Linked DNA regions of Homo sapiens: region 1 is linked to region 2. The links are chromatin loops, found by intact Hi-C in ENCODE. Cell type or tissue: mesothelial cell of epicardium. All regions are shown on one strand. Each heading gives the region's core, and the rest is flanking DNA. Links, peaks and the distances in the headings are about the cores only.

The links. Hi-C counts contacts between places; a loop is a spot of excess contacts. Peaks named below come from ENCODE experiments on the same cell type or tissue, not always from the same donor. Only the 100,000 strongest peaks of a DNase experiment are listed, where the experiment ranks them.
Region 1: a loop joins it to region 2, with 13 times the contacts of the local background. A loop is called at or near these places in 5 of 110 quality-filtered maps.

What each region holds. Positions count from the first base shown.
Region 1 is chr13:91,236,646-91,245,773 of GRCh38, reverse strand. It overlaps LOC105370313 (a long non-coding RNA gene), which reads right to left and starts at 4,133. Exons shown (of 3, transcript XR_931641.2): 1 at 4,063-4,133; 2 at 2,234-2,307. In mesothelial cell of epicardium, for the core only: no CTCF peak of the experiment used is centred there; no DNase peak of the experiment used is centred there.
Region 2 is chr13:91,170,558-91,179,685 of GRCh38, reverse strand. All of the region lies in intron 2 of LINC00379 (long intergenic non-protein coding RNA 379), which reads left to right. Among named protein-coding and RNA genes, the nearest start is that of LINC00379, 37 kb to the left of the region's middle. In mesothelial cell of epicardium, for the core only: no CTCF peak of the experiment used is centred there; a DNase peak (open chromatin) is centred at 4,475.

The DNA.
Region 1 (9,128 bases), core at 1,384-6,383, 66 kb before region 2:
TATTGCACTCCAGCCTGGGTGACGGCGTGAGATCCTACCAAAAATAAATAAATGAATAAATAAATAAAAGTGATGAAGGCCTTTCCAAGGAGATACAATTGAGGCAGAATCTGAATGAAGTGGATGAGGGGAAGGGTATCTGTGTGTGTTTGTGGAAGGACATCTCCTTCAGAGGGCAGTTAATGTGAAGGGCATGGAAGCAGAAGTTTGCTTGGTGTTTTCCAGGAACAGGCGTGAGGCTGGAGTGCATGAACAAGAGCAGCAGAGTGTGGTTGGAGATATGGCTGGAGAGGAAACCTGGTGTCAGATAATGAAGAACCTTGTAAAACCTGACAATAACTTTGGATTTCACTGGCTATGGGAGGTCCTTGTACTGAGGTGGTGGTGATGGCGGTAGTGGGCATAGCCAGATTTGGTTTATATTTGAGTTGGAGCTGTCAGAATTTGCTGATAAATGTGGAGTATGAGGGAAAGGGAGGCATTAAAGATAACTCCAGGTTTTTGGTGAAGGCAACTGGAAAAATGGAGCTGCTGTTTATTGAGACAGATAAGAAGTAGAGGTTTTAACTTTCTGAAGCAGACACAGGGAGAGGGAGGCTTTTGCTTTGAAGGTAGGAGCTATATCAGTGTGTGTGTATGCTAAAGGAAGTGATCCTCAAGTGTGGGAATGATTAAAGGTGCAGAAAAGAGGGGATAATTACAGGAGTGCTCCTTTATTTGGTGAGAAGAGCTATGAACCCGTACAGGTGAAGTGGTTGCCTTAGATAGTTCACCCCATGTGCAAGGAGGAGCTGTAAGGGTATAAAAGTCAGATGCAGAAAAACTGGTATATTTGAAGCTGGGAGTACATCAAAGCTGTTTTTGATGCCTTCTATGTTAATTGATGAATCAATAAAGATGTAATGTTTCTGAGTTATTGCAGGAGGCTATGAAGAAACCTTGAGTAGCCTGGCAGCCTAAGGGTAGGTTCTGAAGCCAGAGAGATTTAGGAATTGATTCTCAGGTCCTCCGCTTAGTGGTTGTGCAGTTTTGGAAAAAGTAATATCTCCGAGTCTCATTTAGAAAAAGAGAAAAAGAAAAGGCCACCATTTATGAGCCAGTCGACCATCTGAGAACCAGGAATTTGTGTTAAAGCTTTACATGAATTATTTCATTTCATCTTTATAACATATATATAAACCAAGTATTATTTATCTCCATATCTTGATGATGTGAAAAACCAAATTTGGGAAGGCTATAAGGATCTTGATTAGGACCACATATCGGATGAGTGACAGAGGCAAAATGCCTCTGGGGAGGCAGACCCCAGATCTCATGCTCTTAAATACTAAATTAAATTACTCATTAATAAACATCATGGAAATATCAGCCTTTGAATGAAATATCTGAAAATGTCTAGGACAGCTTTGGGTCTCCTCCATCATATGCCGGTGCTAGGCAAAATTCTGAGATGGCCCTCAATGTTCTCTGCCCTCTGGTGCATGTAGCCTGTATAGCCCCTGGATTTGTGAATACGAAGATTTCGGTCTGTAATTATATTATGTTCTATGGTACAGTTGACCTTTAAAAAGGAAGATAGGCCAGGTGCGGTGGCTCACACCTATAATCCTAGTACTTCAGGAGGCTGAGTAGGAGGATTGCTTGAGCCCAGGAGTTTGAGACCAGCCTGGACAACATGGCAAGATCCTGTCTCTACAAAAAAAATTAAAAATTAGCTGGGTGCAGTGGCACACGCCTGTGGCCCCAGCTACTTGTGAGGCTGAGGCAGGAGGATCACTTGAGCCCAGGAATGCAAGGCAGCAGTGAACTATGATCACACCACCGCATACCAGCCCGATTGACAAAAATGTATGTGGCCTCAAGGACCACACAATGGCCCTGGGTGGCCTCTAGGAGCTAGAAAACCCTCGGCTGACAACCATCAAGGAAACGTGGACATCAATCCCACCGCCACAAGTAGCTGAATTCTTCCACTATCCTGAATAGCTTAGAAGTGGAATTTTCCCCAAAGCTTCCAGATAACAACTCCATTTGGCCAACACCTCAATTTCAGTCTTGTAAGAACCTGAATAGAGAACTCAGTCACAGACTTCTGACCCACAGAACTGTGAGCTAATAAATGGCCATGGCTTCAAGTCACTACAATTGTGGTAATTTACCACGCAGCAAGAGAAGCATAATACAATATCTCAAAGATTGTTGTGATGATCAAGTACCCAGTATTCCTACTTACTTATCAAATGGAGGTAGGAGACCAGCAGCACTTGTTTTCTGGTCAGAATTCTGCTGACCAAAACAGGATCTGGTCTAGACAGGATGAAATGAAGAAACTGTCAGGAACCAGCAGATGATGAAAAAAGAGATCCCAAGGTGCTCATTGCTCATTAGCATAAGACACTCCTATCAGCACCATGACAGTTTACAAGTGTCATGGCAATGACCTGGAGTTACCACCCCTTTTCATGGCAACAACCTTGGCATTACCACCCCATTTCTAGAAAGTTCTAAATAACCCACTCCTCAATTTGTATCAACCTACCCCTTAATTTGCATGCAATTGGAAGTGGATTTACGTGACTATAAATGCGGTTACCAAGAGCCCATATGTGGCCAACTCTGGGCGCACTGCCTCCGAGTTAGCCCTGCTCTACAAGGGGCAGTACCATTCAGTGAAAAAGTGCTCTCTAACACCACTGGCTTACCCTTGAATTCGTTCCTGGGTAAAGCCAAAAACCCTCCCTGGCTAAGCCCCAACTTGGGCTTGCCCATCCTGCAACAAAACCATAGTAATTTTCTTGAGAAAGCATTCATTTTCAGTCAGATTTCATTCACTTGAGAATGGAGATCTAAAATAGCAGAAAAGCCTCAAAAGAGCAACTGGTATGGGAAGCTGAACAGATCTGGAAGAAAGCCCAGATGTGAGGAACACAGGAGGAGGTGGTGTGTTGGAAACCCACACATGAGCCATGGGGAAATAGGAGTGGCTATTAAGGATCCTCAGCAAGTTCACACTCCAGAGGTTCTTGCTGTGGAACCTAAGGCTGAAACTAAAAGGTGGTTCTTACAGTGGAGGGAAGGTATTTAGGGTGGATAGAGCCAAAGCAAACTTGTGTGGTTGCATTTCACACTGGCTTTGCCCTTAATATATATTTTTTTCTAATTAGACTCTAATATTTAGTCACCTAGGTTCAAAGCAATGCCATTATTTTTGTTGCTGTTGTTCTTGTTTTTGAGATGGAGTCTTGCTCTGTTGCCCAGGCTGGAGTGCAGTGGCGCGATCTCGGCTCACTGCAAGCTCGGCCTCCCGGGTTCACGCCATTCTACTGCCTCAGCCTCCTGAGTAGCTGGGACTACAGACACCCGCCACCACGCCTGGCTATTTTTTTTTTTTAGTAGAGACGGGGTTTCGCTGTGTTAGCCAGGATGGTCTCAATCTCCTAACCTCGTAATCCACCCGCCTGAGCCTCCCAGAGTGCTGGGATTACAGGCGTGAGCCACCGCGCCAGAGCAATGCCATTATTTTTAAGTCAGTCCTTCTACAAGTCATTGAGTCTGATTAATGATGCCTTCAAATATTTCTTACATTTCCATTTCTTCTACTTGCTCCTTATATTAAAACTTTGTCTTCTGGTAATTGGTTTGCTGTTGCAAACACTTCCTTGGCCATTACCCAGGCCATTTCTGTGCATCAGACTGGTCTTACCCAAACCTTTCACTCCTCGTGGCATTTCCTTGCTCGTACCTTCTCTGCCCAGGACTCTATCTTGCCTAGAACTTTGAGTCTTTTGGTCTGTCTCGATTCATGTATGAGGAAACTGAAGTCAATGCAGTGCACTTGTTAGAGCAGCAAACAGGGCCAAAGGAAGGCCTAGAACAAGATCTCCTGATTTAGCTCAGTGTTTTTCTCCATTACACTATTCATACTTCTCACAATGGCTTCAAGGCTTTTCTCATTTATTTCTAGCCTTACCCCTCCACCTTTGCTGTCTTTACTCCTCATTGTGAATCATCCACTCCAGGCAGCCCCATTTCCCATCTGTCCTGTGAATGTGTCAGACTTACCTTATTCCACCCAGTGGATGCCCTCTTTTCTCCTTTGCCTTTCTAATGATGGTGTTTATGCTTGCCTGTCACTCTACCAACACAGATTTCTTCTTTCTCTGAATTCTGCCAGCATTCACTGTTTGTATCACTCATTAAAACATAAAGTTTACAAACCACCTTATTTGGTTGTAAATGTTTCATGGGTGCCTGTCTTATTTTCCAAGAAGATTATACATTCCCAGACGATATCCATGGTTTCCCTTTTATTTGTCGCCAGCTCTATGCCTTGTACAGCATAAATAAATAATATATTGAACTAAATTGGTCTTAGTGTTCTGCACTGTTTACAGATTAAATCATGAACATTTACTGAGGGCCTATTAGGTATTAGTCAGGGGATAAATCTCTCCTCAAAAGGAGCCCACACTCTAATGGGGAATTTAGGCAAGTGAATTGCTCCAAAGTTGTATGATAAACACATTGTGTGGAGAGTTTTGAGGTTATGCTACTCCAAATACCAATCCAATTATTACAGAAAAGTGAGATGTCATGGCTGGTCTTGCTCTTGGCATGGCTTTTCTCCAGATGAGACTGATGATTCATGCAGGGATTTTATCCATGCTACATGTTACATTAGTTCCATGCTGTAGACAGTTGAACACACTCAGAGAACTAAAATATATTGCAGCAAAGCCACATTTTAAGGACTTTGCTGTAGCGTGGATTCAATTATTCTGGGTAAATAACCTATCTGATTAGATGCCCTACTGTATTTTCATTTGCAAAGTTCTCTGATCCAGATCCAGTTAATTAAAAATCGATTTTCAACCTGATCTTTTTCATTTTAAACAAATATGCCCTTACCATCTTGTGAACAATTTAAAGTTTGGAATGTTGGCCCTTCAGAAACATGTTGAACTTCATTATAATAAATTATGTTGCTTTGACACTGGCTACAAATGACAACAAATCTTTTTCACATAATACTTTCTAAAAAAGCAAAATAAATAAATAAATAAATAAATATAAATGAGAAAGACTGAAAAGTCCAGTTGACAAATTGCAACCGGTCTGCACTAGGATAATTTAGTACATCATTCAGTATCACTGAAATGTAAAGGAGCTTTGTTAGGATTTAAAAAATTGAGGACTTGGATTCCTACCCAGTTGCAGTAACACAGGGTAGCATTGTTAGTTCTGATTCAAGTGCAACTGATCAAAAGGTTATTGAATATTCCTTGTCTCTCTGCCAACTCTGAATGTCTTCTCCCTGACTGGAATATTTGGATCCTGTTGTTCATTAATGCTTATCTTACATTCCACTCACTATCATTATCTACCTTTCTCAGTAATTAGCTAATTATATTTTGAGATAATTAGTTTAATGAAAGTGTGGGAAGTATGCAGTAAGAATCTAAGTGATACTGTCATGACCTCTACATGTAGATTAAGCAAAAAGTAAGGGACACAAAATATACAAAAATAAGGAACACTTACAATATTATGCAAGTTCAAACGATGGTGTGTACTTTAGTGAAATATCTCAGATAAACTCTAGTCTCCTTTTTGTTTCTATGACTCCTTGAGAGTATATAATGGTCCATTGCATGTTAGAGATATGAAATTATTGTTTCAAGCCATTAAGGCAGCTTTTTGGCCCTATAGTGGTAATTTATGTGTTTTGTTTATGGATTTCTCAAATACAAATAAAGAAATGCAGGAATTTAGGAAAATGAAGTGAAATAAGATGAGTAAAGTAGTTTTCTTAGTAGAGGCAACATAGCCACACTTGTAGAACTCTATTCTTTAAAAAAGAGCATATTAAAAAAAAAGAGCAAGTTGAAAGTAAAACTAAATGCTTATTTATTACCTTGTGATCTATTTATTTGTAGCTGTGTATGTATGAATTTATGTATGTATGTCCTTGAATGTGGCACTTTGCAGTTTGCTATGGAAGAAAAAAAGAATATTAGACACGATTTCCATCTATAAGGAGGTTATTCCTCCTTAATGGCAGTTATGAGAACGTACCTCTCAGTTCCCCAACTCTGGGGGTATTGAGTATGACTGACTGTGTTAGTCCATTCTCTCACTGCTACGAAGAAATACCCGAGACTAGGTAATATATAAAGGAAAGATGTTTAATTGACTCACAGTTCCACATTCCAGGGGAGGCCTCAGGAAACTTACAATCATGGTGGAAAGCAAAGGAAAAGCAGGCTTCTTCTTCGCAGGGCGGCAGGAAGGAGTGAATGCAAACAGGGGAAATGCCAGACGCTTATAAAACCATTAGGTCTCATGAGAACTCACTATCACGAGAACAGCATGGAGGAAACTGCCTCCATGATCCTATTATCTCCATCTAGTCCCACCCTTGACACATGGGGATTATGGGGATTACAACTTGAGGTAAGATTTGGGTGGGGACACAAAGCCAAACCATATTACTGACCAAGGACCTCTGCTGTTGTGCTTTGAAGGCCATCATTGCCACATTTGCACTGTGCATAAGGAAAATGATACACTTATCACAGCCTTCCAAGCTACACTTAAATTCTCTACACTTCCTAGTGACTGTTCTCAGCCGATAACTGAGTACAGTTGAGATACTAAAACAGCTTATTCCCAGAAAACATGAGACTCCTAAGATAGCCCAATTTGGATTACGGACTCTCCATGAATATTACTGGACCTTCCTCTGACTGCATCACAGTCTAAGATGATTCCACCCAAGCTTCCTTCCCACTCTTCTTCCTTCGGGATCAGACTTGCATTGTATGTGAATAGTTCTTCCAGCCTCCCCTGGCTTGCCCCTTATTTTCCTGTGCAGGCACATTTTCCCCAGTAAAAATCCTCACTTGCTTAATCTTGTCTTGACATATTATCTTGGAGGACACAGACTAACATGCTAGATGAAGAAATCAAATATTACTCAGGAAAAAATTAAAAACAACATTATCAGTAAGTACAAAAGAAGAGGAAATGGACAACACAGTGGAAGAGGTCACAAAATGACATAAAGTACTTGATTCAGATAGGTAAAAAGGGGCTGATATAGAAATTATAATGCATAACATATTTTGGGAATGGTAGGCATCCTAATTGAATGGAATACGGAAGAACTGAGGATATGTTGGAAAGGTTTATTGAAGTCAGATTATGGAGGAACTTGAATACCATGCTGAAGAATTTGGCTGGTCTTTTTTCTCTACATTTCTTTTGAAAATGTGGCAGCAGTGGAGCTCCAAGGATTTGAGAATGCTGGACACCAGCTGGCATTTTCTTTCTCAGACTATCAGTATAGAGGCAGGACTAATGTCTAGTGGAGTTCAGCAGCCCAGGAAGAAAGCTGTGAAAAGGAATTTTAACTCTGGACTGGGATTTGCAATCCTAACCCCTTTGTAGTTTCCCAGTGAGCTAAAAACATAACTACACATGCGTGCAACAGATTGCTTTTGAGAATCAGATTTCAGTTCTGCACAAGAACAAGCAAAGGAGCTTCTTTCACTTCTTTCTTCTAGAAATGTGGTAACAATGAGCAGTTATGGGGCTAGAGTTGAAAGGTTTTGATTGGCAATCCAAAATAGGGTTTGTTTGGCAATGAATGTGCTTAAAAAATGCAGAAATTTAACATTAAAATATAATTTTATGACCGTCCTTGAATAATGAGTTTATGTGAACAAATTTTTATTCTTGCATGGTCACAAAACTAGATTTGAGTAGCAATCCCTCTGTTTAGATAGGGTAAGCATTCTTTGGTGCACCACAATCCCCGCTCAACCCTATCGTCTAACATCTGTTTCATGTTGTAAATCTATAGTCCTGTCCAGTGTTTGTAATTTTTGAGTGTATGACCCCAATCTAAACCTACACTTAAACTTCCGCTTTTTAGATCCTCCCACATTAGAGTGGAAGCCTCATACCAGCTCAGTCACATGGGCAGGGTGTTTTGATTTTGGGCAATTACTTTGTGTATATGAGTTAAAACAGCTGAAATGCATTGGATGCCAGGGAAATTTGCTGTGAGATTTTCTTGTTGATCAAGACATAGAAGGCTAACATTTTCTACTAAGCTCCAAGAGGAATGAATTGACGATCATGGCAACTGAGCTTCCATGCAATGATTGTTGAGAACAATGGCTGGGGAGTCTCGCTCCAAGGAATAACCTGAATACTTTCTTCCTCTACAGGTGCTGAGGAACATCAAGCATTACCTGAAAACAAGTGCTCTCAAACTATTCAATGTTATCACGTTATATGTCTATGTTATGTGAGAGCTTGCATAATCTTCCTCTAAAGGTTCAAAAACTTTTATTTAAAGACCACAGGAGCCACCCACTCTGTGTCTCAAACCACGAGGCTCATACTTGATTTCTGTAGTCATGGCACCTACCTTACAGATCCATAGATTGGAAATCAGCAAACTTTTTCTATGAAGTAGCAGATAATAAACATTTCCAGTTTTGTGGGCCATACAATCTTTGTCACAACTATTCAACTTGGCCCTTATAGTGTGAAAGCATTCATAGACATTATGTAAATGAAGGAGCGTGGTTGTGTTCCAATAAAACTTTATTTACAAAAACAGGCCGTGGATAGGATTTGGCCTGCAAATATAGTTTGCCAACACTGCCACGGAGCATAAGGAAAAGGATACACTTATCACAGCCTTCCAAGCTACAGTTAAATTCTCCAAGAATTTAGGAAGTGTTAAAACTCCAGCCACCACTCCATGTATTCCAGGTCCCTTCCCTCTCTGGTTAAAATGTAAGCTTCTCCATATTTCTACAATCTGCTTCCAAGAAAACTCTCATTTTTTTCTTCCTAACTTGCTCATGAACTCTCTAAGAATTTTGTCCTTCCTAAGCCTCTGTAGTTTCTTGGCCTTACCAAAAGCCTGGTTCTCCCCCTGAGTACACCACCTCTATAGCCTGTGTAAGTGAATGGAACATCCGGAACCTGGACTTTCAGGTCATTGACCCACTCATGCTCCAATAGTTGAGCTCTGGCGACTCCTGACAACCTCCTCTGACATTTCCATTGCCTATATTATTTCCACATTTCTATCTGCAGTCTTGACAAGA
Region 2 (9,128 bases), core at 1,683-6,682:
ATTGGTGAACTTTTATACTTTAGCGGCATTTTAAACATGTTATGTTTTAGCATTTGCAAGCATCTCAACCTCCTAGGTAGCCTCAACTATACTTTCATACATTCATATTGTTTTCATAAAGGGATACCGGTATTTGGTAATTTTTTTTATTACTGTGCTAAAGACTCAAGTCAGCTTTGTGTTTTTACAATCACGTGTGTAAATGAGACTTCATAGGCTAGTTGCTTTCCACTGGATTTAACTAGGTACTCTATACTTGAACAAGGTTGAATTTTTACATCTTTAAAAACCAAGGTGCTGTGGACTGAATTGTGCCCACCCCCCCATACTTGTATGTTGAAGCTCTGGCCCCACAGTGTGGCTATATTTGGAGGTAGAGCCTTCACAAAAATAATGAAGGTTGAATGAGGTCATAAGGGTGGAGCCCTGATTAGATTGGATTAGTATTCTTATAAGAAGAGACCTAGAGGTCGGGCACAGTGGCTCACGCCTGTAATTCCAGCACTTTGGAAGGCTGAGGTGGGTGGATCATCTGAGATCAGGATTGTGAGACCAGCCTGGCCAACAGGGTGAAACCCCATCTCCACTAAAAATGCAAAAAATTAGCTTGGCCTGGTGGCGGGCACCTGTAATCCTAGCTACTTGGAAGGCTAAGGCGGGAGAATCACTTGAACCTGGAAGGCGGAGGTTGCAGTGAGCCAAGATTGCGCCACTGCACTCCAGCCTGGGTAACAATAACAAAACTCCGTCTCAAAAAAAAAAAGACCTAGACTTTCTCTCTGTCCCTCTCATCTGTGAGGACACAGTGAGGAGGTCACCCTCCACAAACCAGGAAGGTGGCCCTCCCCAGCACCAGCCCATGCCGGTACCCTGATCTTGGACATTCAGCCCGCAGACCTGTGAGACAATAACTTCTATTGTTTAAACCACCCAATCTATGGTATTTAGTTATAGCAACTCGAGCTGACTAGTACACAAGGTTTCACTCTAGTAGATTACGCTGGTGTTGCTACATCTGTTCTTAATTTAATGGCAAGTGAGGTGTCTGAATGACTTGAAGTGGCCTTGAAACATGAGATAGGAATAAGTTTGAGGAAACAAATATTTGTTTGTGAATCAATAACATTTGTTTTTCATTGTCAGAGAGAGACTACCCAAGCCCCAAATGATTGCCTTTTCCAAAAATTACAATATGAGGTTTTTGGCAAAAAATTTTGTTTATTAAAGCACACAATACAGTACTGAAATGCTGTAATTTTCCATTAATTCTGGATTAAAAGAATCACATATTTTTAAACAGATTGAATGCTAAATGGAGAGCAACTTGTGAACATATCTGTTACGTAGGATTTTCTCTTTTAATAGAATTCATTTAGCCCCACCACAGCCAAGTAGTATTAGTAATGGCTGGGATCCAGGCCTGGAAATAGTATCATTCAATCAAAATGGATGCTGTAAGTCTAGTTTTTAAAATGGAAATCCACATGTATACATTTAGTTTGCATACCTTACTAAGAATGATGAGCAGGTAGCTGACCCATTATTAGGTGAACAAATAGCACTAACATTAACCAGCAATAAGCTTTTCCAACTTTATTTTGAGTGGATAAAGATTGATCCCAGTTTATGAATGGTTGCCCTGTTGTATCAAAGATGGGCATTATTTCTTTTAACAATTAGTAAAATATAATGTTCGCTATTTTGGATGCCTCATAGCCTTTATTACATATTTTTTAGCCTCCTCCTTATCTGACAGTTGGTGTAGTTTCCCCAGATATCTAACCTAGCACATATGTGAAGAATTGGCACTGTTTCCTACAAAGAACCATGCATGGGAATTTTTAAACAAACATTGATTGAAATGTACATATCTAAGCACCTACTCTGTGCCTGTCACTCTGCTTCAGGCTCAACCTACCACAAAAATTAAGCTTCTATTTTCTGTCTTCGAGGCACTGAAGGGCTCCTAGGGAAAGCAAACCTACACACAAACAGCTTCGGGTAGAGGTAGGGCTGAGGGAAGTGGACTAAAAATGGAACTAGCCTGCTTCAGCTTCTACCTGGAAGACTGCTGTGGCTCACATATGCCATATGAAAGACAGATCCTCCATACTTGTTTGCTTGATGCTTATAAATTATGCACATCTACAGAAAAGAGGGCAATCTTGCTTTGACCTCCAGTGATTTTAGCAAATCCCTTAAGCAAGTGCCTGGTTTTATATGAATAAGAAAAAATATCTTTCCCTCTCTCTACTCTTGACACCTTCCTATTCTCTTTCCCTACATTCTCCTGTCTCTTACTAATTCACAAAACTTCTAAGTACTCTCATACTGCCATTGTCTGGTAGGATAACAGGGTCCTCCACCATATGACCCTCTAGTGTAGAATGGAATCTTTTTTTCTGTAAGGGGCCATCTAGTAAATATTTTAGGCTTTGTGGGCATAGCCTTATCTGTTTGCTGCTTATATATAGTTCTTTTAAAATATGCACATTATTTTAGCTCTGTGGATGATATAGCATGGTGTAGACCAGACAACCCTCATTGGTTGTCAAACTTTAGTGTGCATCAGAATCATCTGGAGGGCTTGTTGAAACACAGATCACTGGGCCTCACCTCCAGAGTTCCTGATTCAGTCTGTCTGGGGTGTGACCTGAGAATCTGCGTTTCTCACCAGCTTCCAGGTTATGACGATACTGCTGGTCTTGGAACTGTGTTTTGAGAAGGCTTTTAGCAGCGCTTCTTAATCATAACGGTATCTTAGAATCACCAAAGGAATTAAAAAAAAAAGCAAAACAAAACTCCCCAAATTATGTCCAGGCTTCATCCCAGAGCATAAGAATGGTTTTTATATTTTTAAATGATTAATATATATCCAGGTCCTATCCCTGGTGCTGTGTGTACACTTGCGCTCATGTGCGCGCGCGCACACACACACACATACACACACACACACCCCTACATGGCTCCCTGGTGAATATTATGTGCAGTCAGGACGGAATACCATTGCTCTCTACCTTGCTCTAGAACCCCTCCTTCCTACAAAAGATATCTACTAAGTACCCTTTCAGGGATACCCTATGCTGTGTGCTGGGCAATACCTGATAAGCTAAGACATGTTTTTAAGTTATGGGTATAGAAGTTTAACTTCTATTACTCCAGGGTCTAGTCTGATCCCTTTCAACACACAGGTGCCCCCTGCCAGCAAGATCTCAAAGTCAAAGGGTCCTCGGGAGAAATAGTGGGATTAATAGAGTATATCTGGAGGCTCTATGTTTATTAGCACACTGAGACCTAAAGAGAAGAGAATTTTTAGTATAAAATAACTACGAGAAGTTTGTGGACTCCTTTTACTTGTTTTTAATGAATATATCCAAAAATGAAGGACAGGGTAAGGGGGGAGATTTGGTGGGAGAAGAGGGAGAGACAAGGGCAGGCTTAGGCTAAGTGGAGGTGGAGCGGATATATCCCAGTCACCTGGCAGGCCCTGGAGAAAACGAGACAGGAGAGTATCCATTTGATGCAGAAAGACATAGCACATATGTCTTCATTGTTCATTTCTCAGGGGAGGGATAGCATTAGGAGATATACCTAATGTAAATGACGAGTTAATGGGTGCAGCACACCAACATAGCACATGTATACATATGTAACAAACCTGCACGTTGTGCACATGTACCGTAGAACTTAAAGTATAATAAATAAATATATGTATGTATGTGTATATATATATATATATATATATATATATATATGGAAAGACATAGCACATAAAATGCCATCTGTGGGGAGCGGCTGGGTCCCGCAGAGGGTGAGCACATGGATGTGCGCATGCCTGCTTGGCGGTGTGTGTGCGCGATCTCAGAAGGGCAATGATGTAATCACTTGAAAATTTCGCCCAGGGTTGATGTTTCTCTTGGACTACTGTTTCCAGGTGTGCATGTGTGGGAGTGAATGGGGTATGACTCTTTCTAGAAGCCCGATCCTTTGATTTTTCTTTTCCAACCCAGTTTGGAAGGGGCCATCAGGAATGTTCAAAGTCAAAAGGGCGGCAGGGCGGTGGCTCCTCCTCCCACTGTTTCAGGGAGCATCTGGGAGGAGAGCTGCAGAAAGATCGAGAAGAGTGGGAAGGATGGAAGGATCGAAGGGGAGAAGGAAGAGGAGAGGGAATGGGATAAGAAATAAAGGGGAAAGGAAGCCCAGAGGTGCCTGCACCCCTGCGCCCCGCCCTCCTTCCTGGGCTAGCGCGTCCCTTTCGCTTGGGCCCGCGGCTCCCGGCGCACAAGATTGCGCTGAGCTGGGTGAGATCCGGCCAGCGGGGACCACCAATGCCGGGCTCGCCGTTTCCCCGTGGGAGTCTGGGAGGCCCCAGACTCAGTTGTGAACGCAGATTGTCCGTTCCTGGGCGGAGGGCAGTCCCAGCGTCCCCTCGGGGCTGGGCACTGCGCGCTCGCGGAGGACGCGCCCAGCGGCGGACATAGAGGCGCTCCCAGGCCCGCGGGCACCGGGGCAAGCGCCCGAGGAGAGGCGCCGTCCACCGGACGTGGAAAACAACAGAAGATCGGCCCTTTCGCTTCTTCTCCCTTCTTGCTGGCCCTTTACCCTTCCTTCCGGGTTGTGCCGGAGGAGCTGGTCTCCCTTGTCAAGGCGCCCGGGGCCGGCGAGGGACAGTGCACACCGGGGGTTCCCGGGAAGGGGCTATGAGTGGGTGGGGTGACTGGGCGGCTCTGTCGGACTCTAGCTTAGGTTTGGCCCTGGCCGCCAGCTCAATGCTGTGCTTCAGGGAGTGAAGCCAGAGCCTTTAATTTCGGCAAAACTTGACTGAGCCACTTTGGAAAGACACTGGGGATGGGGTGGGGTGGAGCTGATGAGTGGCTTCGGAACAGAAGGCAATGCCGCTTGCCATAACACCTCCTGTTCTTGGGCTCACGATGTGTAACTCTCATCAGATCATTGTCATCAGAAGATGGAAAGTAAACGGGACATTTGGGGTTTAAGATCGCCAGTCTATAGTCTGTAAAAGCCCACCTGACGTTGCGTTGTCCATGGTCACCGTCAAATCCTAAAGCAGCGTAATAATTTGAGAGGCTGCTGAAAGGGCTGTGTGGAAAGCCTTCCCACAGTGAGGCTTAATCCTTTCTTCCTCTGGACTATTATAGTACGTTGTTATTCTTTCCCGATGATACCATGCCAAATTAGAAGCTCACTTCCAATTTATCTTTATAGACAGAGTGCCTGGGCACAGGAAAGACTCACAAAATATCGTGGAATGACTGTCCTCTTGCAGTGGTTCTCAAACTTGAGCATTCGCGTCAGAATATCCTGGAGGCATTGCTAAAGCAGTCCTGGGCCTCACCTTTGGAATCCTGATTCAGTAGGCTTGGGGTGGACCCTGAGAATCTGCATTTCTAACAAGTTCCCAGGTGATCCCGATGCCGCTGATTTGGAGACCACATTTTGAGAGCCACTGCCCTAGGGATTGATTTGCCAGCTTTGCTGCACATTAACATCAGAATCACCTTCGAAGCATTCAAACCAAAGCAAACGAACAACGAAGTGTGCCCAAGCCCCAGTGCCAGATATTCTGAATTAATAGTTTTTGCTGGCTAGAAATTGGATTTGGTGGCCGGGCGCGGTGTCTCACGCCTGTAATCCCAGCACTTTGGGAGGCTGAGGCGGGCGGATCATGAGGTCAGGAGATTGAGACCATCCTGGCTAACACGGTGAAACCCCGTCTCTACTAAAAATAAAAATTAAAAAAAAAAAAAAATTAGCCAGGCGTGGTGGCGGGCGCCTGTAGTCCCAGCTACTGAGGAGGCTGAGGCAGGAGAATGGTGTGAACCCGGGAGGCGGAGCTTGCAGTGAGCCGAGATCGCGCCACTGCACTCCAGCCCGGGCGACAGAGCGAGACTCTGTCTCAAAAAAAAAAAAAAAAAAAAAAAAAAAGAAATTGGTTTTGGTGTCATCCTCAGGTGATTGAATCTGCTTCCAGGGCCGAGCACCCATGCTGTGGCGTCAGCAAGTGCCACCATTAGAACCGCCTGTTTAGATTAAGAATAGAGTTAATAGATACACCCACTACCTCATTAATAGGGATAAGTTTGATTGATTTGCTTATCCTGAGAAAATGGCAAATGGTACAAATGCAGTCTTATGTGAAAGGCGTTGTGAAAAGAAGCAAGGTCTGTCTTGCAGGCAGATGATCCGAAGAGGGGATAAAGTAAGGAGAAGGATACTTAAGCAGAGGTGACCTAATTACCAATGATATTCTCGTGTGGGCCTGCAATTCATCCCAACTGCATCCCGACTCCTTAAGCCTTCTTTTCCCAATTAGCCAAGAAACCTGGTTTATGGAGTTGTGATTTAATTCTAGCAGAAAGGAAGTCATTATTTGACAGTGGGCGATATTTCTCTAACATCTTATGTGCCTAATCATATTTGAAGTAATGAGCAACAGGAAGGACCTAGAATCCCAGGTAGGAATAGCAAAAATAATAGGTAACTGTAGGTGTGAATTAAAGGTACATCTAAGCCCCAAGATTTAGAACACTGGGGAGACTTAGAGATTCTGTAGGTCTGTAGAAGACATGCTGCTGTCGTGGCATAGGTGGTCCCAGTGGGAGGGGAGTTCCATAAACCTTAATTTGCATTCACTTTTCCAATCTGCAAGTTGCCCTGCTATTGCAATGTGTTTTCTTACCAATCTGATAGTTGACATATAACCTCTCATTTTCGTTTTGAGTTGAAATTTTGAATTGCTACTGAAGCTGAAATCTTTATATGCCCACCGTCGATTTTAACTGATTATGCTATGATGTGATTATTCTAATCCTTTATTTATGTTTCTATTGGTACCTCTTTTTCTAAATAACTTGTAAGAACTTTAGGTGTCTTAAAGACATGGATATCTTCTGTATACATTTTCCAAATTTTCATCACTTTCCTGTGATAAATGCTCTGATATTTATTTATTTTTTTCATGTAAGCCATTTTTTGGTCTGGAAATAATTTTGCTATATCAAATGAGGTAGAGATTGGTTTTTGCTGCTTTTTCCAAATGGAGAACTAGTTATTCCAGCACCATTAACCCCTAATCTTTTTTCTTGATCTGAGATGCTGCCTTAACCTATACATATATACATACATGTATGTGTGTATATATATAAAATTTGTGTGTGTATATATGTGCTTATATATGTGTGTGTATATATATGTGTATATGTGTTTATGTGTGCATATATGTATGTGTATATGGGTATGTGTGTATATCTGTGTATAAATGTGTGTGTATGTGTATATATATGTGTGTGTATATGTGTGTGTGTGTGCGTGTATATGTGTGTGTATTCTGTCTCATCTTGTTATCTGTCTGTTCTCTGGCCAGTATCTCCCTTTAAAAAACGATTGTAGTTTTTCGAAAGCATTTTAATATTTCAAAGGGCAAGGACCTCCTTATTATTATTTTTAAAATTCTGGTCTATTCTAGCTCACTTATAATTCCAACCGAAATAAGAAATTGCTTTGCCATATACGCTTTCCTCTCAAAACTTATAATTATGATAACTTGGAACAACTGCAGATGTTCAAGGATGTCATTCAGATGAAGGGAACAGCCTCAAGGAAAATATATCACTGGGAAAGCACAGCTCACGTAAGTTTGTTTAACAGGTACAAATGAAATTTGCTTATTTTTGGTCCAGAATGGCAAGGTATTGAATATTCAAAGCTGTTTTTAATTAATAAATTAGTATAAAGTTAATTAACTAACTGACAAATGTGGATATCTAGGCTGTATAGGGCATATTATTTGGGATAAAACTAAACTTCAAGAGACAGTCTTAAAGAATATAGAAGATGGTTCCTTGCTCAGAGGATAGTTGCAGGTCAGTAGGGTGACTCTACTCCTTGAAGTTAATTTGGTATCTAGATTTCTGCTAATTTCATGTTCCGGCATTGATATTGTTTGGCTCTGTGTCCCCATCCAAATCTCATCTTGAATTGTAAGCCCCACATTTTCAGGGAGGGAGGTGATTGGATCATGGGGGCGGTTCCCCTCCTGCTATTCTCGTGATAGTGAGCTCTCATAAGATCTGATGGTTTTATAAGTTTTTGACAGTTCCTCCTTCATGCTTTCTCTCCTGCCGCCTTGTGAATAGGTTGGTGCCTACTTCCCCTTCTGCTATGATTGTAAGTTTCCTGAGGCCTCCTCAGCTATGTGAAACTGAGTCAATTAAACCTCTTTCCTTTACCCAGTCTCGGGTATTACTTTATAGCAGTGTAAAAACGAACTAATACAGGCATCCTCTGGGGCAATCACAATGCTGAACTGCTGCCTTGTCTGGGTTGCAGCAAGAAGAAAAAAGAAAGAGAGCATGGAACAGATATGTTCATGGTTTTAAGGCACAGTCTTATTTCATTATAAGACTAAAAAGACATCCATCACTTCTGCCTACATTGTTTTGCCAAAAGCATAGTGATATGGCCACACCTAAGTGTAGATAAACCTAGAACCTAGAACCATGGGAGGGGACATGCTCAACACTGTCTACACTGTGTAAGAGAAAGATCAGATTTTGTGATCGGCTTGCAGTCACCATTCAGAGAGCAAAGAGACAGCCAGCATATCAGCACTAGAAAAAGCATGTGGTGTGGTAATGTCTGATCATCTAAATTCCTTTCTACCCACAACTGCTATCAATGTCGCAAACAGCAAAAGCCAGTTCTTTAGTTTGTCAACCCATAGTTGCCTTCGATGTCACCTTCTTACAAGAGCAATTGTAGGAGCAGCTGTATAACAAGCTAGGGATGGCTAGTAAAAGTTGGCTAGGGGTTATTCAGAGTGATAATTTTCATTTCTCCAGACATTGTAGAACCAAACTACTGAAATCACTGTAGTTGTTAGGTTGGCTACAATAAATTTTTCTGTCTAGCGTTTCTGAACTGTTTTCCTAATCACATTCTCATGTCTGGCACTGTCCCTATCGATAACTATGGAACATCAGGAAAGAACAATATGGTCTCAGATGCTACAGCCACATTCTGAAGTCTCAGCCAGCCCACCTCTACTAGGCTGAAACATCTAGTGTGCCAATAGGCAGCGTTTTGGTTAAGAGTAAGACATCTCCTTT